Regions from separate parts of the Homo sapiens genome. Here regions 1, 3, 4, 5 and 6 are each linked to region 2. The links are chromatin contacts, found by Hi-C or POLR2A ChIA-PET in ENCODE. All regions are on one chromosome and are shown on one strand. Each heading gives the region's core, a stretch centred on a gene start or an enhancer-like site at or near the end of the contact. The rest is flanking DNA. Distances are from core to core; before and after follow the strand shown. Region 1 overlaps MYO1C (myosin IC). Region 2 holds the start of ABR-AS1 (ABR antisense RNA 1). Region 3 holds the start of PITPNA (phosphatidylinositol transfer protein alpha). Region 4 holds the start of CRK (CRK proto-oncogene, adaptor protein). Region 5 holds the start of SLC43A2 (solute carrier family 43 member 2). Region 6 holds the start of MYO1C (myosin IC).

Region 1 (3,566 bases), core at 243-2,742, 290 kb after region 2:
CCTCAGTGCTACACCTCCCTTTAGTGGCCCTTCTTTTTCTTTCTAGAACTTCAGGGCTGCGTTCCTAAACAGCATGTCCCATGCTACGCATTCAGCTAGTATCTGGGTATGCTGCTCTGCGGGACCTGGAAGGATCTCAGGCCTGGCGGAGGAGCACGCTCCTTGGCAAAGACTCACAATCCCGGTGTTCCGAGAGTAGCAGGTGTATGCCTGTGGGTTCTGAGAGCCCCACAAAGGGACAATTCATCCAGTCTGAGGGTTAGGGGGCACCAGGTGACGTCTTCTGGAAATGACGCTCTGCTGAGCTTTAAAGGATAAGGAGGAGGGGCGGGTGAAGTGGCTACAGGGAAGGACTGAGGGGGAGCTGCTAAGTACTCCGGCAAGATCCAGTGGCTGGACAAGGGAGACAAGGAGAGAAAAGAACGAGGGGGCCGGAGCCGGGCGCGGTGGCTCACGCCTGTCATCCCAGCACTTTGGGAGGCCGAGGCGGGCGGATCACCTGAGGTCAGGAGTTTAAGACTAGCCTGGCCAACATGGTGAAACCCCATCTCTACAAAAATAAAAAAATTAGCCGGGCACGATGGCGGGTACCTGTAATCCCAGCTACTCGTGAGTGTGAAGTGGGAGAATGGCGTGAGCCCAGGAGGCAGAGGTTGCAGTGAGCCGAGATCGCGCCACTGCACTCCAGCCTGGGTGACAGAGCGAGACTCCGTCTCAAAAACAAAAACAAAAACAAAAAAGGGGATGACACCCAGGTTTCTGGCCTGGGGGACTGGGTCAAAGAAGGAGAAAGCCTGGAGGGGCAGACCAAGGGCCCGTTTGTTATAGACCAGTGGGATCTAGGGTGCCCTGGGGCCACCTAGGGGAAGAGGATGAGATACACGAGTCTGTGGCTTGCTGGAGAGGCCTGGGCGGGAGGGTGTGTAGGCATCCTCAGCAGGGAGACGCTAGGGCCGGGAGGATGTGGTGCTTCGGGAGAGGGTGGGGTGGACGGCAGCAGCGGGCAGGGGCACAGTGAGCCACACCCTGGGCAGCATGTCGCCTGCATGCCCTCCCTGCCAGGCAGTCTGGCTTCCACCTCCCTATGGACTCACTGACCTCACTCTTCTGGGGCTCCCCTGACCCTCTTTTTGCCAAGCCCAACAGCCGTACCTCCGCCTTCAGCTCGCTGGAGCCCTCCCTGCATCTGGCACCCTGGCCATGCCTGCCTTTCCCCCGGTCCTTCTCCTTGATGCCATCGCTTTCCTGCTCACCTCATGGCCTTTTTAGACTCTCTGTGTCTGGACTGGGCCCTCACTATAGGTTCATCTGACATTCCCAAGTCATCTCCAATGCTTCCTCCTCCAGGGAGCCTCCCCAACCCCTCACCCCTTCCGCCCCGTCAGGCCGTTTGCTGTTCCCTCTTCTAAGTTTGCAAAGCACCCTGTGCACATGTTGCTGCAGGCACACCCACTCATTGTGGTACCTCAGTGCCTGGCAGTGTCTGCTATAAATGTCTGCTGAGTGGGTAGACACATGACAGCAACCGCACAGAGGCAGCTGTCAACATATGGGCACCCACAGAGACAGACGTACACAAGGATTCCCCTACAGACACAGCCCACACTGAAGACACACGACTCCACTATAGACACAGCACACACACACAAGTAGGCAAACAGGGACAGGCGTGGTGGCTCACACCGGTAATCCTAACACTTTGGGAGGCCGAGGCAGGTGGATCACCCGAGGTCAGGAGTTTGAGACCAGCCAGGCCAACATGGTGAAACCCCATCTCTACTTAAAATACAAAAAATTAGCCGGGCATGGTGGCAGGCGCCTGTAATCCCAGCTACTCAGGAGACTGAGGCAGGAGAATCGCTTGAACCAGGGAGGTGGAGGTTGCAGTGAGCCCAGATTGCGCCACTGCACTCCAGCCTGGGCAACAGAGCGAGACCCTGTCTCAAAAAAAAAAAAAAAAAAAAAAAGTAGGCAAAGAGGCACCTAAGGCAGCCCCCTACAGACACCTGCAGATGTGCACGGGCTCACACGCGTTCACACGCACGCTGCCAGCTCCCAGGCTCACACAGGCCCTCATGCACACTCAGGCGCATGCACCCCTGCGCCCGGTCCCGCCACCTCCTCACCGTCTCTGGCCGCTTCTTGTCACTGAGCTCGCTCCGGTCAAAGCACTGGCTCATAATGGGATTCTTTGAGCTACACATGGTCTGTGTGGGCAGAGCCGGGGTCAGGGTGGGGCACAGGGACAGGCAGGACAGGCTCCTGGACACAGGTGCAGAGCTGTGGGCTATCCCCACCCCCACCCCGGCCTCCCCACGTCCTCCTCACCTCCTTAAGGTTCCGGAAGAGAAGGTCATTGTTTTTGTCCAGAAACCCTGGGAGGGGAGAACCGACGTGAGGTGAGACAGAGCCTCCCCGCAGGCCCCTGTGGGGACACAGCCCCAGGATCCTCACCGGTCACGCTGTAGGTCACCTCCCCCGCATAGTGCAGAAGGCGGAATTCCCCTCGGCCCAGAGATTTCCTGGTCCGCTGGTCAGCCAGCTTGTGCCTGGGGGTGACAGGGAGGAAGCTGCAGATGGCTGCCGGCCTGAGCCAAGCCCTCTGCCTGCTGAAAGGGCCTCAGGAGCAGGAACCAGCTGCCCAGGTGCACCCCAGGCCGGGCACAGTGGCTCACGGCTGTAATCCCAGCAGTTGGGGAGGCCGAGGTGGGTAGATCACAAAGTCAGTACTTCGAGACCAGCTTGGTCAATATGGTGAAACCCCATCTCTACCAAAAATACAAAAATTAGCCAGGCGTGGTGGTGGGCGCCTGTAGTCCCAGCTACTCAGGAGGCTGACAAAGGAGAATCGCTTGAACCTGGGAGGCAGAGGTTGCAGTGAGCCGAGATGGTGCCACTACACTCCAAAAAAAAAAGAGCAGGTGCACCCCCAGGGCTGGGTCACTGAGGCAGGCCAGGCAGGGCCAGTGGCCTCCCTGATCAGAGCGGACCATGGAGGCTCAGAGAGGTAGATGGCCTTGGCCAGGGCCACACAGTGCCAGGACCGGGACCTGGGCCTCCTGACGGCCAGGGTACGCTGCAGGGAGGGAAACTCTCGTTGCTTCGGCCGCTGCGGGCTCTGCTCAGAAGGGGTGGTGAGCTGCGCACTACTTTTCAGAATGGAATCTGCTGCCCCAAGAGAGCACTTAAGTCTTAGGCGTGTTTATACCCTTTCACCCATTTGCTTTTAAGAACTATTTCAAGCAGCTAACCAGAGACACGGACAAAGATTGAAGGCACGGAGATGTTTGTGGCAGCCTTGTGATTCCAGCAGAAACCTGGGAGGCTGGCCAGGGGCCCCGAAGGGCTGGGTGAGAGAGGGGAGTATCTGTGGGTCAGAACCGCTCCAGGAAGTGTTCTGAGGAAAATGTTGTTTGATGATACGGGAAAATGTGCAGGATATTTACCCTGAGCCTTATACACAAGTTCTCGACTACGAAAAAAAATGCATAGAAAAAGGCAGGAGGGAAATGCCTCACACAGTTAACAGCCATGGCCTTTGGGCGACGGGATCACAGGTGGCTTTT
Region 2 (3,200 bases), core at 672-3,171:
CCCGGTGGCTGAGCGGCTCCATCCCGCGGCGGCGGCTCGGTCAGATCCGAAACCCGACCCTCATCGCGCAACAAAGGAGGGAGAGCGGGCGGGAGCCGGGGGAGGCCGAAGTTGCGAGCGCGGAGGGGCGAGGAGGCCGGGAACCAGGTCCCCGGGAGGAGCGCGGGGCGGCCGGGGCAGGGGCGAGGGCGGGGCGGGAGCCCCCAAAACCCTCCCGAACCCTCCCGGCCCCAGCGGCCGCGCCGAGCCCAGCTGCGGATCCCGGAACCGATGAGCAACTTCGCGGGGGGCGGGGCGGGGGTGGGGCTTCGTGGTGGGGCGGGGCTTTGGTGCGGGGGCGGGGCTTTGGTGCGGGGGCGGGGCGGGGAGGGACCAATCGGCTCGAGGCTCCGCCCTCCGCAGGACGCCCCCGGCCGGGCTAAGGGGGCAGCGGGGCTCCGGCGCTGGGCGAGGAGGGGCCGCGGGGGTCTCGGGGGGTCTCCAGGCGGCGGCGCAGACCCAGGTCCCCCTCGTCCCCCCCGCGCCGGGCTCAGCAGGATCCTGGCGATCCGCAAACCAGGTGCCGTGGGGGGCCCGGGAGCCCACAGGGGTGACATCACCTCCCGCCCGGGATCTCCAAGCGCGGCTTCGCGGGCGGGAGCGGCGGCCGGGCCCCTCCCCAGCCAGACCCGCTGCGGGACCCACGGGGTGAACGTCCTGCGCGCCGCGGGACGCGCCTCTCTCCTCCCGAACCTTCCCCCGCTCGTCCCTTTCCACACCCCTGACCTCTGAGCGCGGCCGTTCCCGCCACACATGGAGGGGGGCGGGTGGAGACCCGGGAGGACCGAAGTCACGGGGGCTGTGGGGCCAGGACAGTCCCACATGTGCCCCTCCTGGGCGGAGGACAAACTGGAGCCAGGAGAAGCCCCAAGGGCTCCACGCGTTCCCCTCCAGGACCCCTCCTGGGGACCCCGAGCCGCGGCCTGGAAAGCCCATCGTGTTTGCATCATCACCTAGAAATGGTGGGAAGTCGGGTCAAGAGGCCTGAGAAATGACCGTTTAGAGACGAAATTCCCTCTAAGGAAGACCCCCTCGCCCAAGGGCAGTGAAGAGATTGGGGGCCCCATGCCTGTCTCCTGTGGGCTGATTCTGTGGGAGCCATGGCAGCTTCCCCACAGACCTCTTTGGGCCAAGCGACCCTGGAGCAGGGAAGGACAGGAGGGGAGTCAGGCCAGGGGGGTCCAGGGCAGTGGGGCTGAAGCCCCTTCCTGAACCCAGGGAAAGGGAAGCAGTGGGGCCCACCCAGGGGGCCCGGTACCCCAGATAGTGACATTTCAGATACCGGAGCTGTCTCCACCCCACCCCATCCCCAGGCAGCTTAAGGGGAAAACTTCTGGGAGCCCAGCCCTACAGAGGCCTACCAGGAAGGTTAAGTCAGCCTGGCCTTTGCCGGGGGCAGTGTGGTCGGCACCCGCAGAACGCTGGAGGGGTGTGGGGGTCGGTCCTCATCACTCCAAACAGACACACACACATCTAGTTCTTAAGGGGAGAAGCAGCTCCTCCCCCAGGATGCTGAGAGGAAGCCCCATAAGCTGCTTGGGCAGAGGCCTCTGCAGCTGCCCCAGGGGAGATGGGGGTCACCCACTCATCACAGGCTGGGGAGCCCCTGGGAGACGCACAGGATGATGCTCTGGGTGGGGAAGCCTCTACAGGTGGCTGCAGCAGAAGTGGTTTTCAATATTATTAGCCCGTCCCTGCGTCCCCAGGGCTCCCTCCGCCCCAATCCTCCTGGCTCAGGCACCAGCGCTGTCTCTTGCCGCCCCTCCCTGCAGCTGTCACCCTCCCACCGTCCCTGACTAGCACACAGGATTGGGAGGGCCAAGCAGGCACCTGGAGCTTGGCAGGGAGGGGGCGTGCATCTCCAATGAGACGCTCCAGAAATAGAGCTTCGGCATGGGAAGGGAACGAGCAGGCTCTCGGAGGACCGCGAGGCCGGAGGAGCCATGAGGGGCCAAGGGCATCTCTTCTTCCCACCTGGAACTCTCGGAAGACAGCCCAGGGGAAAGGTGGAAACGGGCGTGAGCTGCCGCCACCAGGAGCCACCAGCCCAGGAGGCAGCAGCACCGTCCCCTCCTCAAAACAACAACAAGCAAGAACGCTCGGGCCCTCTCCCCACACTGTGGGGTTTTCCTGATGGCCACATCCGGCGCTGACTGTGAGGGAGCTATGGATGTATGCTTCTGCGTGAGTCACATACATTTGCGTACATTTTACATTTTTATCTACAAAGGCTTGAACAAGCTATTTTCAGCATCCTCCAAGCTAAAATGTGGCAGTTGCTTTCCTTCGCGTTGCCATAGTTTGCTTTTTTCTGTCTACATTCTGTCCAATCCTGGCACTCTCGGACCCTCCACTCCACAACACGATAGAGGGTAGAGGGAGAGACAAATCTTGAGGGCTCTACAGAGGAAACTTCTGATAACGAACACAGAACACCGACTGTGTGCCCGGCTTAGCGTTTCGTTCACTAGCGTGATCTCACCGTGAATGTCACTGTTATCTCTGTTTTCTCCATTTTCCAGGTCAGAAAACCGAGGCCCTGAGCAGCTGAGTAACCCACTCAGAGGGTAAGTGAGGGCTGGGACTTGAACCCTGGCACTCTGTTCATGCTCTTTTTCTGTTTGTTTGTTTGTTTGTTTTTGAGACAGAGTCTCGCTCTGTCGCCCAGGCTGGAGTGCAGTGGCACAATCTCGGCTCACTGCAAGCTCCGCCTCCCGGGTTCACGCCATTCTCTTGCCTCAGCCTCCCGAGTAGCTGGGACTACAGGCACGTGCCACCACGCCTGGCTAATTTTTGTATTTTTAGTAGAGACGGGGTTTCACCTTGTTAGCCAGGATGATCTTGATCTCCTGACCTCGTGATCCGCCCGCCTCGGCCTCCCAAAGTGCTGGGATTACAGGCGTGAGCCACCGCGCCCGGCCTGTTCATGCTCTTAAACACCACGCATACTGCCTCCACGGCCAGCTAACTGGTGATCACCGGGTGCTGAAGGTCCTGAGAAATCTCTGCGGGTCCATGGGGTTAGAGACCACCCTCTGGGAAACCCTGTCAACCCTCTTCCATCTCCAGACGTCTGTCTCAGACAACGTGTCTCAGGAAAGGGCAGTCACTTCGAGATTCCCTTGATGCCTTTGTTGGATGGCTTCCAGTAGATGTTAACA
Region 3 (3,536 bases), core at 733-3,232, 380 kb after region 2:
AGACTGGATGTCAAGAAACAGAGGGGATGAGGCCTCAAAATAATGCTCTTCAGATGAGGTGTTTAGCTGGGATGACATGTGGGTCTCAGCTCCCTCTGTTACCCAAACTCCACTCTATGTCCTAAATGTCCTAAGCACCTCCAAGGAGCCAGCCTGGTGGGGATGGTCAAAGTGCGATCGCTGACAAAGTGGCAAGAGCTCTCTGCACACCTGCCTGGCTGCCTCACAAGTTGCTCTCTGTTTGACCATCTCCCACTCCTGGGGCTTCTGGCCCTCCCTCCAGGAAAGCAGTTTCACTGTAAATTCTGTGCACACACGCACACGCACACACACACACACACCCATCCTATCTCTCCTCTTTGGGGAGAAAAATGTCCTGTGATGCTTACTTGGAACCCTGAGCTTCAACGATGGCTCATCTTGTACTTGAAAGATTTAGCACACCAAACATCTCCACCTGTCCCCCAGTCCCCTGGATTTCAGGAGCAAACCCGTCATCCTGCAACTCCTTCCAGAAGTCACCAGTTTCCCACGCACCCCTCTTCACTACTCAAGAGCTCCCCACCCCTTCCACCATCTCTCCTCAGTTCACGGCTCCATGGACCCCTCAATTCCTCAAAGAATTTCCCCATCTCTTTGCACCAAGACTGAGAATCCCCTAGAAACAAGCTGGCCCTGCCCTGGTCTCCCCCATCTCCAACGGCAGGTATACTCATCCCAACATACTCTCTTTCCGGACCAGCCTCGACCCCGGTAACTTCCCGGCCTTCTCCACTTCGGACCCTACCCAACATTTTCTGGCCTCCTCGCCCAAGTCTCCCCACGTCCCAAGCAGTCATCCCAAGCTTGTTCCAAAAGCCTCCTCTTCCGCACCAGCTGCTTGGGCACCACGGTTACTCCGGCCCGCATCTCAGCCCCCTCTGCATGTCCTCAGACCCTTCACCTGTCTCCCCAGCCAGGCCCTGACTTCCTAGTCCTCCTCCTGTGTCCACTTACCACCACCCCTCACCCGATGCCTAAGGCGGCCACTCCTCCCCATCCCCATCCCAACTCCATCGCGGAGCCTCTGACCCATCCACCCGGCTCTCCGTGTGAACTGTTCGGCCCTCCACCTTTCCCCACCGCCGGGAGGCCCTGCCTGCCCCGGTGCGCCTCTTCCTCGGCCGCCGCGGGGCCTCTCAGCGCCGCCTGCAGTCCCGGCTGAGCCCGCGCCCTCGGCCCGCGCAGAGCGACCCCACAGCACTCCCAGCGCTCGGCGTCCCCTCGGCCTCCCCCAGTCCCGGGCCAGCTCTCCCTGCCCTGACCCCGTCTCGGGCCTGGCCTCGCCCTCGCTGTCCCCGGCCTCTCCTCGGGTCCACTTGGGCCTCCGAGGCCCCCGGGGCGCCTGAGGAGCCGTCCGCCCGGGTTGTCCCTCCGTGCCCGTGGGCCCCTCCATGCCCCGGCTGCCCGTCCATGCCCCGTGGGCCCCGGCTCAGATGCCGAACGCCCCGGCTGCCCCTCCACGCCCCGGCCGCCCCTCCACGCCCCGGCCGCCCCTCCGTGCCCCGTGGGCCCCGCCTCACGTGCCGCCCGCCCCGGATCCCCTCCATCCCCGCTGGGCCCGCCTCAGGCACCCTCCGTCCCTGCTGCCCCTCCGTCCATCCGGGCCCTGCGTCCCTCGCCGCGCCGTCGCCCCGGCGGCCGTCCCCACCCTCCCTCCTCCCCGCTTCCGCACGGCCGCCGGACACTCACTACTCCTTGAGCAGCACCATGTCGCTTCGCGGCTCGGTGGCTGCCCGCGGCCCGCCCGGCCTCCCGCCCGCTGCCCGCCGGCCGCTCTCCCCGTGGCCCGGCCCGGCCCGGCTGCCTGTGCGTCTTCGTCGTGCTCTGCTCCGTCCCCGCCGCCCTCGCCGCGGTCGCCGCGCCGGCTCCTGCCGCCCGGGCCTCGTCGCCTCTCGCGCCGCTGCCGACGCCGCCCGGAGCTCCGGTTCCGCAGCGCCGCGCGGGGGCGGGGCGTCTCTGCGGCAACCAGAGCGTCACACGCCGCGGTGCGCGCTGACGTCACGCGGGGCCGAGCCTTCCCAGGCCCGCCCTCCCGTCCTTAAGTGGGCCGCGGCGGCGCTGTCGGTTCCGAGGTGGGGCCCCGCGGCTGGGGCCAGACCCGGCAGAAGGCGGAGCAGACTAGGGTGTCCGTCACCGTCCTCGGTGTGAACCGCCACGGATGCACGCGGGTGCTGGCTGGGGGGCCTCCCCGGTTGAGGGAATTGAGACCCAGGAAAAGGTTGTTTCAAAAAATATTAATAGCCGCGCGCGGTGGCCCACGCCTGTAATCCTTGCACCTTGGGAGGCCGAGGCGGGCGGATCACCTGAGGTCAGGAGTTCGAGACCAGCCTGGCCAACATGATGAAACCCCGTCTCTACTAAAAATACAAAAATTAGCTGGGCGTGGAGGCACGCACCTGTAATCCCAGCTACACGGGAGGCTGAGGCGGGAGAATCGCTTGTACCGGGAGGCAGAGTTTGCAGTGAGCCGAGATCGCGATCGCGCCATTGCACTCCAGCCTGGGGGACAAGAGTGAAACTTCGTCTCAAAAAAAAAAAAAAGAAAAGAAAAGGGCTGTGAGGCCGGGCGCGGTGGCTCCTGGCAGTAATCCCAGGCACATCATGCCTGTAATGCAGCACTCAGGCGGGCGCATCACCTGAGGTCAGGAGTTCCAGACCAGATGGCGAAACCCCATCTCTACTAAAAGTACAAAAATTAGCCGGGCGTGGTGGTGGACGTGGTGGTGGTAGTCCCAGCTGCTCGGGAGGATGAGGCAGGAGAATCGCTTGAACCCTGGAGGCGGAGGTTGCAGTGAGCCGAGATCGCACCATTGCACTCCAGCTGGGGCGACAGAGCGAGACTCTGCATCAAAAAAAAAAAAAAAAAAAAGAATGAAAAGGGCTGTGAGAAATGAGACACAGGCTTAGCGGCATTACACGGAGGGGCACCTAATTGAGCGTCAGGGATGTAGTCAGGGAAGGCTTCCTGGAGGAAGAGATTCTCAGATCTGCAGAGGGCTTCGGAGAAGAGCATAGCAGGCAGAGTGAATGCAAAGGCTGGAGGCAAGAGGGAGAGCATGGTGCATTTGGAGAACTGACAAGTGAGTGGAACAGAACATTTCAGGGCTGAGCAGCTCAATAGGGGAGGGTTCCTGGTGAACGATGATAAGGTATTTGGAGTCCACCCTAAGGGCGGTGGGAGGGCATGTAAGGGCTCTGAGCAGTGACATGAGCGGGTGTCCTGGGCGAAGGCTCACTCTAGTGGTTGGGTGGACAGAGGGGATGGAATGCCAGAGCGTAGGCAGGGAGACCGGCGAGGAGGCTGCTGCAGATGTCCAGGTGCAGGTGGACTAGGACAGTGGGAGGGAAGAAAAGGAAGGGATGGATTCAGGAGCAACTCAGAAGGTAAACTCCGTGAGACTTGTTGACTCATTGGCTGAGAGGAGGAGAGAAAAGCAGCGAGGTCTCTGGCCTGGGAGCCGGGGTGGACGGTACTGTCTTCTCTGAGAACACAG
Region 4 (3,736 bases), core at 1,214-3,713, 270 kb after region 2:
TAGTGGAGTGTGCCTGTAATCCCAGCTACTAGGGAGGCTGAGACAGGAGAATCCTTTGAACCCGGGGAGGTAGAGATTGCAGTGAGCTGAGATTGCACCATCGCACTCCAGCCTGGGCAACAAAAGCGAAACTCCGCCTCAAACAAACAAAGCTGGGTGCGGTGGCCCACGCCTGTAATCCCAGCATTTTGGGAGGCAAAGGCGAGTGGATCACCTGAGATCAGGAGTTCAAGACCAATCTGGCCAACCTGGTAAAACCCCATCTCTACTAAAAATACAAAAAATTAGCTGGGCGTGGTGGTGATGCACACCAGCAATCCCAGCTACTCAGGAGGCTGAGGCAGAATCACTTGAACCCAAAAGGCAAAGGTTGCAGTGAGCCAAGATCGCGCCACTGCACTCCAGCCTGGGCGACAGAGAGACTCCGTCTCAAAATAAATAAATAAGTAAGAAATAAATAAGAAAAATTTTAAAAAAATTAGTATGTGTTGGCCAGGCGCGGTGGCTCTTGCCTGTAATCCCAGCACTTTGGGAGGCCGAGGCTGGTGGATCACCTGAGGTCAGGAGTTCGAGACCAGCCTGGCCAACCTGGTGAAACTTCGTCTCTACGAAAAATACAACATTAGCTGGTTATGGTGGCGGGTGCCTGTAATCCCAGCTACTTGGGAGACTGAGACAGGAGAATCGCCGTGAGCCGAGATTGCGCCACTGTGCTCCAGCGTGGGTGACAGAGCAAGACTCCGTCTTAGAAAAGAGTAAAATAAAAATTGGTGTGTGTTAACAAAGAGACTGCCTATCCAATTCTCTATTTCTGGCCGGAGCGAGTAAATCTAAATTAGAACTATTCTACAAGGGCAAGTCTACAAAGGACGGCTCAAGAGCTTCCTGATTCATATGAGACTAGTCTGAACCCATTCTCAGCTGGCCAAGAAGAAACTGCTTCGACTTGGCAACAGCGTGAAGGCACGAGGACTCCTGATGCTGTTACACAGGTACACATACAATGAGAACCCCAGAATTACTTTGTACCTCACAAATCTCCAGTACTAAGGGCATCTATCTATTCCCTTAAAACAGTCCCAAATCAACTCCAACGGCATCGGTAAGACAGTCAATCTCAGGGATCCCTCCCTGGCAAGGAAAACCCAGCGCAGGTAATTTATGTTCTTGGCGTAGAGTCTGTTCCCAATATCCAGGAAGACTCAGCCCGCAGCCCCATCTTACTGAGCAAGGTGACGCCCTGAAGTACACACCGACAATGTTTAAGTCCAAGGAAAATGAAGTTCCAGTCACTTACAGGGAAGGGTCTGTTTCCATTGCCTCACTTCTGGTTTATTTTGTGGAATAAAATGTCTTTCCTCCACTAAACACTTTGAAAACCAGAACTCTCTAACGGCGGACAGTCTTCTGGACGCTTAGATCTCTTGCACATAGCCAGGCATCGCCTTAAACTGGGTTGGGCTGGTCACTGAAGGCTTTCTGCTACCACTATTTCTTCTAGCACTTAGTTCACCACCTTCGTCCTCCACGGGGGAAGAGAACGGTACAAAGATTTTGGAAAAATGCCCAAGAAAGGAAAAAATTGACCGGTTTCCTGAGGGTGTCTCCATCCCTCCCGGCCAGTATGTGGTGACTTCCTACCAAAGGCCACCAGGGGAGCACGGCCAAACCCGGCTCTCCAACACGGCAGGAAACGTTTCCAGCCTAAAAGCCACTTGTAGGATTATCGGATTCATTCTGGGCGCCGCTGCCAAGTGATGCCCCCGCAGTGCCAACATCTCCCTCAGCTCTTTGTCCCCACGTTGCCTTGCCCTGCCCTACCCTTGCGCCTGGCCCGGGAGCCAGCCCCACCCTGGGGCCGAAGCAGTTCCCCTTCCCCGCGGCTGCCCTCCCCAGGCACACCCCGGGGCCTCGGTCCGCGGCTCCTCCTCCCCCACACTCCTGCTCCCCGGGTGAGAGCGAGCCCGAGCAGCCGGCGGGCCCCTGCCACGGTCACCCAGCCCTCTGCCCACGACCCCCGAGGGTCCGCTCTCGAGGACCAGCCAGCCAGGCTGGGAGTTCCGCGGCCCTCACCCCGCCCAGGGCCCGCCGTCCCGTCAGTCCCTCACCGGGCGGAGGCTGGGCGGGCGACGGTGGCACCGGCGGGCGCGGGCCGCTGCTGTTGATGATGTAGTGGGAGACGCGCGAGTTCTCTGAGACGCTGAGCACATAGTCCCCGGGGCTGGTGCTCGAGTCCCGCACCAGGAACACCCCGTGCCGCTGGCCCTGCAGCAGCGCCACCGCCTCCTGCCGACTCAACCTCCCCCAGTACCAGCTACTCCGCTCCTCCGAGTCGAAGTTGCCCGCCATGGCTGCCTCCGCGCCTAAACGCTGGGGTGCCGCCGCCGCGCGCGCCCCTCCGGCCCCCGGCGCCCGCCGCCCAGCGGACCGGCTCCGGTTTCAGCTTCACAGCAGCGCCCGAAATGGCGGCGGCAGCCGCGGGCCTCCCCCTCCGGAAATGACGCGCTCCCTGCCCGAGGGAGGCTGCCGGGAAGGGGCCCGCGGCCCGCCATTGGGAGAAGGGCAAGGCGCCCTCGCGCGCGCACTGCGCATGCGGATTCATGGGCGGTGCCGCCCTTCCCGGGCCCGGGCTGCGGGGGATGGGAGGCGGGGTCTAGGGCCCGAGGGGCGGGGCCTCGCAGCCTCCCGCAGAGACGCGCGCCTGCGCTGCGGACAGAGCGGTGCTTCTCGTCTGGGCCCCGGTTCCTGGACGACCTGGGACTTCTAGGCAGCGACTCCCAGACAGAATTGGAGGAGAAAAGATGCGTGTGGCCCTGGGGCCTGAGTTCTCGGCCAGGCTTCCTGCGATATCAGTCTGTTTCTTTTTTCTTTTTCTTTTTGAGACGGAGTCTTGTTCTGTCGCCCACGCTGGAGTGCAATGGCGCGATCTCGGCTCACTGCTCCCGGGTTCAAGCGATTCTCCTGCGTCAGCCTCCCGAGTAGCTGAGACTACAGGCGTGAGCCACCGCGCCCGGCTGTTTTTTGTATTTTTAGTAGAGACGGGGGTTTCACCATGTCGGCCAGGATGGTCTCAATCTCCTGACCTCAGGTGATCCGCCCGCCTCGGCCTCCCAAAGTGCTGGGATTACAGGCGAGAAACATCGCGCCCGGCCACGTCGGTCCGTTTCTGCTCGTTCCTCTAGCTTCTCCACAGACCAGCTGACGTTCTCATTTTCATTGATTCACCTAGGACATTGTTGTTGACACTCCACTTGCACTGCGGGTGCAAAGGTTATCATGGCTGGGCCCTGCACTCCTCGAACTCACAGACCAGTGAGAGGAACCAGGAAACTGGATGACAAAAGGATGACAAATGCTGACAAACGCTATCATGGGAAACGGACATGAACACAGAGCAGAGCCCCCACAGCCAGTCTATGGAGTAATCCAGGAGGGCTTCCCAGAGGAGGCAGCATGTGTTGACTGCTGAATGACAAATGGGGAAGGACATTCTTTCTTTTTTTTTTTTTTTTTTTTTTGAGATGGAGTCTCGCTCTGTCGCCCAGGCTGGAGTGCCTGGGCGTGATCTCGGCTCACTGCAAGCTCCGCCTCCCGGGTTCACGCCATTCTCCTGCCTCAGCCTCCCGAGTTGCTGGGACTGCAGGCACCCGCCACCACGCCCGGCTAACTTTTTGTATTTTTAGTAGAGATGGGGTTTCACCGTGTTAGCCAGGCTGGTCTCGATCTCCTGACCTTG
Region 5 (3,183 bases), core at 151-2,650, 450 kb after region 2:
AAGGAACACCCTGGACAGCAGGTGGGGTTCTGGGTGGATGGCAGGCCCAGGCTCTGCGGCCTTGCGCAAGACAGATCGCTCTGAGCCTCGATGTCTTCGTCCACAAAACAGGGGCAATGACAAGTACCCGGCAGGGCTGGGTGAGGATCAGATGGGCCTTCTGATACCCTAGAGGCACTGGGCAATGCGGTGCTGTGGCTCGCTAGGTCTTCGCCCCCATCCCGCCCCCTCCCAAAGCCCCAGCTCCAGGAGCCCCCCGCAACCCCAGGCGCTTGTCTCACCTGGCTCGGTACACAGGTAGGAGTAAAAGCCCTCTGACTTGAGCATGATGAGCAGCGAGCCCCAGCCCAGGAGGACTGCCGAGAAGAGGAGGTTCTCCAGCACGGCCGTGCAGGCCATCCACCAGCGGCGCCGATGGGCAGTGGCCAGGGTGGGCGCCATGGTGCGGCGCGGCGCGGCTCCGGCTCCGGCTCCGGCTCTGCACCACCTGCGCACAGAACTCGGCGTCAGCGGCCGGCCCTTGCCCAGCCCCTGCGGCCGCCCCCAGCAGCCCCGACCGCTGCCGCAGGGCTCGGGATTGCCACCCCTCCCCGGCCGCGGCGGCCGGTGCGCGCAGCAGAGGAAGCGAACCCCAGCCCTGCCCGGACCTGGGACACCCCGAGCCCGCGGCCGGCTCGTACCGCTGCCCTCCGCTACGACAGAGCCGCCCCGGCCAGGCAGGGAGACGTCTCCCGCAGCTCACTCCGAGGTAAACTGAGGCATGGAGGCAAGAAGGGGCTAACGCATGCTCAGGGCCGTGGAACTAGTCCTGGCCTGCAGCAGGACTGACATCGCCTGGGGCCAGCATGGAACGCAGCGTGAGGTGGGCAGGGGCAGATCCGAGGGCTGCCTCTCCCAGGGACCCTGACAGGTGCCCTCCCGCCCGCGCCCGAGACCCTTCCCCAGAGCTGGTTTCTTCAACCACAAGATCAGCGCCCAGACCTACGGAACGGCCCGCCCCGGCGCGCTCATTGGCCGGACGGCGCAGGAACTGCCGCGCCATTGGCCGCCGTCTAGGTCGCTAGGCGCTGCGGCCACGCGAACCCAGCGTGGGAGACGAGGAGCCGGTTCAAACCGGTGGCGCGAGCCAGCCGCGCGACCCCCATCTCGGGCGTTCCCCCGGCAACTCGCCCGTTTCCATGGCCTCGGACCCCCGCGCCTCCATTCCCCAGCCCGCATCTGTTCGTCATCTCTTCCCTGGCGGCCCCTCATCGCTCCATCTCTCTCCTCGTTCCCACGTTTTCTCCCTACGCCCCTTCGGCGGCCGCTTCTGCCCCCGCGCCCTCGCCCCGGCCGCGATCCCCTCCCTGCTGCAGCTCACCCGGCTCCTCCGGCGTGTGTCGGGCCCGCCCGGCGCCTTTTCTGCCCTCTTTTATTCCAGCCCTTTTATTCCGACCCCAAGAAGAAAACACTGCCGCCCGCTGATTGGCTGAGCGGGGCTGGAAACAGGCGTCGACCAATCAGCAGCCAGCCCCCCGCCCGCCCCGCCGCGAGCAGAAGCCGGTTCCGGCCGGACTCGGAGACAAACAAGAGAGATGGGGGACGGGAGGGGCCTGGGCGCTGCGGGCCGGGCCTCGGCTTTGCAGCCTTCAACCCGAGTCACAGCGCGGCCGGGAATCCCCGGCGACATCGCCCCGCGGCCTCTCCAGCGGCCTGACCCTGCGAGGCTGGGGCTCCGGCTCCGCGTCCCGGCCCCCAGCGGACTCCCCCCAGAAGCCGCCGGGCCACCAGCGCCCCCAGCCGGGCTCTCCCGCGGCCGCCCCGCCGTCCCCAGCTGCCCCCTGCGCGCGGGTCACCACGCCCAGATGCGCCGGCTCCGCACGGTGGTTCCACTCTCGAATCCCCACCCCGCCTCCTCCCCACGCAGCGCCGCCGTCCCCGCCGCCTCGGGCTTTGGGTCCTGGTTCCTCGCTCCCCCGCCCCGGTGGTTCCCGTCCCGGCGTATTCGGGGCCTGGGATCCCGGACCCGGTCCAGCCGTGGCGCCCCCCGCTGATGCACCGACCCCTTCCCCTCTCCCCGGTGGCGTCTGCCCGGTCCCTGGAAGTTGGCCCTTGGAAATCTGCAAGGGGATTTGGGGCTGGTCTGTCCCGTCCTAGGATGGGGTCTCCTGAGCTCCCCCCATCAGACTGACCTTTCTCCGCCCGTGTTCACGCACTGCTCGGTCCTCCGGGGACCCTCCACCCTTGATCGTCATCTGGGTGCTCCCTGCCCGCGCTGGCCACCTTCACCCCGTTCCCCGTCCCTTTCAGGGAAGGTCCCCTCTGCAGGGCGATGCTACGGGCCACGTCCGCCAGCTGGTACAAGCTAGGGAGGGTTCGAGGGGGCTCCGGGTCCCCGTCTGATAAGCCCGGGCTCCGAAAGCTCAGCTCCCCGTCTTCGTCCCCCGGATTCGAGGCACTAACCCGACCCGGGAAGACCCTCTGACTGCCCCAGAATCGCCTTGGTCACCCTGGCTCGCTCCGGGGGGCTGGCTTAGCACCCCAGGGCTGCCGCGCGGTGTCCACGTCTGGAATCCCAGCGGTTTGGGAGGCTAAGGTCGGAGGGCCACTTGGGGACAGGAGTTTGAGACCAGCCTGGGCAGCATGGCGAGAACCATCTCTACCAAAATAAAAACCAAAAATAAAACCCCACCACCACCCCAGGGCTGTGGGAGCCCCAAACGCCTCTTGCTCCACCTGCCCCAGTCCGAGTGTGCCCCCTACTGTCTAGAATCCGCCCGGGCCACCTGGCGAGGGCAACCTCCCCCAGACAACGCTTGGAGCTGTCAGCCTGCTGGGGGGCGGCTCCAGCTGGTAGCCTACCCGGTTCCTCACCCTGTGGAACCCTTCCCACTCCCAAGGTTTCAACTGCCATCTGAAAAATCTCTTTCTTCACCCTTCCCTCCTCTTTGAGCAGCCTGACGGCGCTGCAGGGCTCAAACATGCCTCAAATATCCCCCAGAACTGTCCTCCACATTTTCTCTCAGATAACCATACTACTACTGTCTACTGAAGTTAGATACCAAGAACCCTGTCTTTTTTCTTTTTCTTTTTTTTTTTTTTTTTTTGAGACAGGATCTCAGGCACCCAGACTGCTGGAGTGTGGTGGCATGATCATAGCTCACTGCAGCCTCGACCTCCTGGGCTTAGGTGATCCTCCTGCCT
Region 6 (3,196 bases), core at 519-3,018, 310 kb after region 2:
CCCTGCCCACCTCACTGAGACTCGGCTCAGGTGTCACCTCCTCCAGAACCCCTTCCTGATTCTCCCAAACACGCAGCGCCTCCTTATCGCACCCCGCAGGAATCAGCTGTTTCCTTGTCAGTCCCTCCCAGGAGACGGCTCCCACTCCCTACACGCAGCGAGGCACACGGTGGGGCTCAGTCACCCCTTCCCGGACCCCTGGATGAATGAATGAATCTCAGAGCCAGGCGTGTGCGCGGGAGGCCGGAGCGTGAGGACTGAGGGCCGCGTGGCCATCCTCCTTCTCCGGCCACCCCGGAGCCCCCCGCCCGTCACACTCGGGGCGCGCTGGGCCCCAGGGGCGGAGAACGGGAAGGGGCGGGTTTAGGCGGCTTCTCCGGAACCCAGAGGCGGAGCAGGGCTGCGGGCGGGGCCCGAAGGGCGCGCAGGGTCCTGGGTCCTGCAGCCCAGGCCGCTCTTCCCCGCCTCCCGCTCCCCGCAGGTAAATCTAAGTCTCCACCAGGCTGCGCCGGCGCCTCCGGGTCGTGGGACCCCCCCCCCCCGCACGGGTCCACGCGGCCGTTCTTCGGCCCCAGCGATCCCCGGCCGTGACCCCTGCCTCGTGCACGGCGGCTCCCGGCCCGGCCGCCCGCTCCCCACACCCGCCCCCCGCGGCCGCCGTCCCCGCGCCCCGAGTACCCACCGGCGTGGCTCTTCCGGCGCGGGCGGGGCCGGGCTGGGCGGCGTGGCGGGCTTGGGGATCCGCGGCCCGGGCGCACTCTCCCCGCCCAGGGCCCGCCGGGGGCCGGGCCGCAGCCTGTCGTCATCCCGGGCAGGGCCGCGCACCCTCCGGCCCCGCCCCGCCCCGCCTCAGCCCCGGCCGCGTCCGCGAAGCCTCGGTGCGTGCGGCCCCCGCCTCGGCCCGTTCCCGGGGCCACAGCGAACACGCGCGCGCCCCTCCGGCCGAAGACCCGGCTCCCCGCCGCGCTGCTGGGGGCGTGGGGGCGCCCGACTTTCTCCCTCCTCCGGGCCCTTTGCATCTCCAGCCCCTTCCTGCGGGCCGGGCCAGGGCCGCGCTCCCCCGTTTCTACCCACCCGTGACCCTTCACCCACCTCCCACACCGTCCTTCTGTTCTGAGTCTTGGGCGGTCCCAGCCCTGCGGACTGGAGAGGAGCGGGGCGTTGACTGAGCCTGGAGCTTCCATGCCCTGGTCCTTCGACCTCACAGCAGCCGGCACTTGCCTTTTGTGCCCAGTATTCACGGTTCTGCCCACTGAGGTTCGGGAAGCCGGGGAAGAGTCAAGCCCAGACCTCCACTTCCAAAAATCCTGCTGCTAGTGGCCCTTGCATCCTTACTCTTCCACTCACCCCGTCTTGTTCAGTCTGTTCTGGCCCCGCCAAGGATCGGAACCCCTCCCCGCTGCTCAGCTCTTGCCCGAGGGCTCGCCTGAGAGGGGCTGCCCGGCCTTGGGGAGACGCTCCCACCCTCCTCCCAGCCCAGAGCATCCCAGCTTACAAGCTTGCAGGGCCTGTGGGGATGAACCACGCGGATGATCTCCCCGGTGGGTACCAGCTCCACTTGCAGCGCCATTCCGCCCTGCGGAGAGCCAGCGGCCTGGGCACCGCGGCCTGTGAGCAAGAGCTGCCTGCCCACTGGCGGGCTCCGACCACTCCGGGACCAGGAACCTACGGTCTAACGCCGGGATGGCCACTTGGTTCTGCTTCAACTGCAGCCCCAGGGGATGTGGCTGGTCCAGCTCCTCAGGACACGGCTGGAGCCGTCCAGGTCTGACTGGGAGGCCTCTTGGCCCGGATGGTTGGAGCAGGAAGAGGAGGGGCTGGGGATGGAGGAAATGCCTGTTGTCCCAGGTAACCAGAGGAGCCGATGCAGCCACCCATGGGGGACCCTGGGCTCCAGGTCAAAGGCTAGGACGCCTTTCCCCTTCCCCCCATCCCCACGGCAGCTCTATGGCTGGGCCCCTCCTCCTGCCCACTCTCTGGTACCACCTAGAGAGCACGGGGCCCACTCCCCAAACCAGACGGCATGCCCTCCCCTAGGCCAAGAGGACCCGTTAGTAGGCACTGGCTTTCCTGCACATCCCCTCAACGGGGCTGCCCCCCACAGCAGGTGAGCCCCCACCATGAGTTTGAGAGACCAGGGCTGCTGGGGCCTGGTCATGCAGGGCCCGGACAGGGGGCTGTCCCGCTGTGAGGAAGCTCTTGGCTTACCCTCCTCTGAGCCTCAGAGCTTGTGAGGTTAGTTCCTGGGTTCCCTGGGTGTGGGCAACCTCTAGCCCTGTTCATCCCTTGCGTTTCAACAGTACCCCCAGGTGACCCCCACCCCTGATGTTCCTGCTTTTCTATTTTTATTGTTGCTAAATCACAGCTGACACTTTCCTGGCCTGAGACTGAGCCCTCCAGTCTCCAGCCATTCCTTATAGGAAGTAAGAACAGGGAAGTGGATAGGGGAAACAGACCTTTCCAGAGGGAGAGGCTGGCATAGGAAGGGCTGAGTCCCGTGGGTGTGTGCTGGCACCGACAGCCCCATAGGCAGGGGCCTTCCCCCCGGCACCCTTCTCTCTCCCCACAGCTTCCCCCGCCCCGGAAAAGCTAGCAAGCCTTCCTTCCTTCCTCCGGGAAGCACATCTATCCAGAGCAGGCTCATCCCCGGCGGCCACACAATGGCCCTTATCAGCCGTGGAGCCAGGCGTAGACCCAGTGCACACCAGGTCTCACTTATTTCCTGTTTCCACCCAGTGGGTCGGGGTGGACCCAGAACGGCCATATCCTGACTGGGGCCCAGAGGACGGAGAGCACCCCCCATTCCCCTTTCCGCCTCTCAATCACTGCTGGGCTCACCCCTCCCACACAGGAGGCTGGGTGTGTGGCGACCTCAGTTCACCACGGGGGAGGTGAGCATGTGGGGGGACCCCTGGGGTCAAGCCCCGGGGCCGCATTAATCAGAACGGGGAGGCGGGTCTAGTGCGATACACTTTCTGCAATTGTTCTCCCACAGTAATCTTGAGAATAGGGACATCATCTGTATTTTACAGACTACTGAGACCGCTCTGCGGGTGGGTTCAGACCCCATTCCTGTTTCTGGTCCTGTGGGAAACCACAGGTGCCTGGAACTTTGAAGAGACTGTACCACTTCTCTGAGCCTTGGCTTTCCCATCTGCCCAATGAAGGGTGCCATGCAGTAACCCTCGTGATGGCT

Evidence for each region. Hi-C counts contacts between places; a loop is a spot of excess contacts on that map. ChIA-PET counts read pairs that join two places held with the same protein, here RNA polymerase II (POLR2A). Pooled maps may share reads with other maps.
Region 1: a pooled map shows a loop between it and region 2 (3-fold over the local background). The contact joins the enhancer-like site here to the promoter of ABR-AS1 in region 2. A Hi-C loop is called at or near these places in 2 of 168 maps with a recorded cell type or tissue (B cell and ovary), 9 of 37 single-sample maps with no recorded cell type and 5 of 50 pooled maps. POLR2A ChIA-PET finds 5 or more read pairs at or near these places in 2 of 52 experiments (A673 and activated B cell).
Region 3: a map with no recorded cell type shows a loop between it and region 2 (11-fold over the local background). The contact joins the promoter of PITPNA here to the promoter of ABR-AS1 in region 2. A Hi-C loop is called at or near these places in 2 of 37 single-sample maps with no recorded cell type and 4 of 50 pooled maps.
Region 4: a loop to region 2 is called in a pooled map, with 4 times the contacts of the local background. The contact joins the promoter of CRK here to the promoter of ABR-AS1 in region 2. A Hi-C loop is called at or near these places in 1 of 168 maps with a recorded cell type or tissue (ovary), 2 of 37 single-sample maps with no recorded cell type and 4 of 50 pooled maps. POLR2A ChIA-PET finds 5 or more read pairs at or near these places in 2 of 52 experiments (A673 and CD8-positive, alpha-beta memory T cell).
Region 5: a pooled map shows a loop between it and region 2 (8-fold over the local background). The contact joins the promoter of SLC43A2 here to the promoter of ABR-AS1 in region 2. A Hi-C loop is called at or near these places in 1 of 37 single-sample maps with no recorded cell type and 4 of 50 pooled maps. POLR2A ChIA-PET finds 5 or more read pairs at or near these places in 1 of 52 experiments (activated CD4-positive, alpha-beta T cell).
Region 6: a loop to region 2 is called in a pooled map, with 4 times the contacts of the local background. The contact joins the promoter of MYO1C here to the promoter of ABR-AS1 in region 2. A Hi-C loop is called at or near these places in 1 of 168 maps with a recorded cell type or tissue (B cell), 9 of 37 single-sample maps with no recorded cell type and 5 of 50 pooled maps. POLR2A ChIA-PET finds 5 or more read pairs at or near these places in 1 of 52 experiments (activated B cell).

The regions. Positions count from the first base shown.
Region 1 is chr17:1,472,484-1,476,049 of GRCh38, forward strand. It overlaps MYO1C (myosin IC), which reads right to left. Exons shown (of 32, transcript NM_001080779.2): 15 at 2,455-2,549; 16 at 2,329-2,375; 17 at 2,127-2,207. Among named protein-coding and RNA genes, the nearest start is that of CRK, 18 kb to the left of the region's middle. RefSeq lists a silencer at 1,449-1,538 and enhancers at 2,349-2,478, 2,629-2,698. Within about 2 kb of position 1,493, at least 2 of the 41 ENCODE cell types and tissues checked have a DNase peak (open chromatin) inside an H3K27ac peak, as active enhancers do; they include B cell, where a contact is called at or near this core.
Region 2 is chr17:1,179,706-1,182,905 of GRCh38, forward strand. It overlaps ABR-AS1 (ABR antisense RNA 1), which reads left to right and starts at 1,922. Exons shown (of 3, transcript NR_187271.1): 1 at 1,922-2,223; 2 at 2,562-2,606. It overlaps ABR (ABR activator of RhoGEF and GTPase), which reads right to left and starts at 276. Exons shown (of 23, transcript NM_021962.5): 1 at 1-276. The coding sequence starts at 22. RefSeq lists an enhancer at 317-1,083.
Region 3 is chr17:1,560,810-1,564,345 of GRCh38, forward strand. It overlaps PITPNA (phosphatidylinositol transfer protein alpha), which reads right to left and starts at 1,983. Exons shown (of 12, transcript NM_006224.4): 1 at 1,732-1,983. The coding sequence starts at 1,751. RefSeq lists enhancers at 1-21, 936-1,035, 1,804-2,303 and silencers at 1,146-1,275, 1,756-1,805, 1,876-2,155.
Region 4 is chr17:1,453,769-1,457,504 of GRCh38, forward strand. CRK (CRK proto-oncogene, adaptor protein) reads right to left here and starts at 2,464. Exons shown (of 3, transcript NM_016823.4): 1 at 2,109-2,464. The coding sequence starts at 2,349. RefSeq lists enhancers at 1-498, 1,633-2,618 and silencers at 1,883-2,012, 2,123-2,182, 2,273-2,772.
Region 5 is chr17:1,627,434-1,630,616 of GRCh38, forward strand. It overlaps SLC43A2 (solute carrier family 43 member 2), which reads right to left and starts at 1,401. Exons shown (of 14, transcript NM_152346.3): 1 at 1,361-1,401; 2 at 282-487. The coding sequence starts at 441. RefSeq lists enhancers at 1-111, 112-649.
Region 6 is chr17:1,490,918-1,494,113 of GRCh38, forward strand. MYO1C (myosin IC) reads right to left here and starts at 1,769. Exons shown (of 32, transcript NM_001080779.2): 1 at 1,496-1,769. The coding sequence starts at 1,570. It overlaps LOC105371483 (a long non-coding RNA gene), which reads left to right and starts at 1,870. Exons shown (of 2, transcript XR_934145.4): 1 at 1,870-2,708; 2 at 3,033-3,196. RefSeq lists an enhancer at 101-820 and silencers at 105-544, 625-1,024.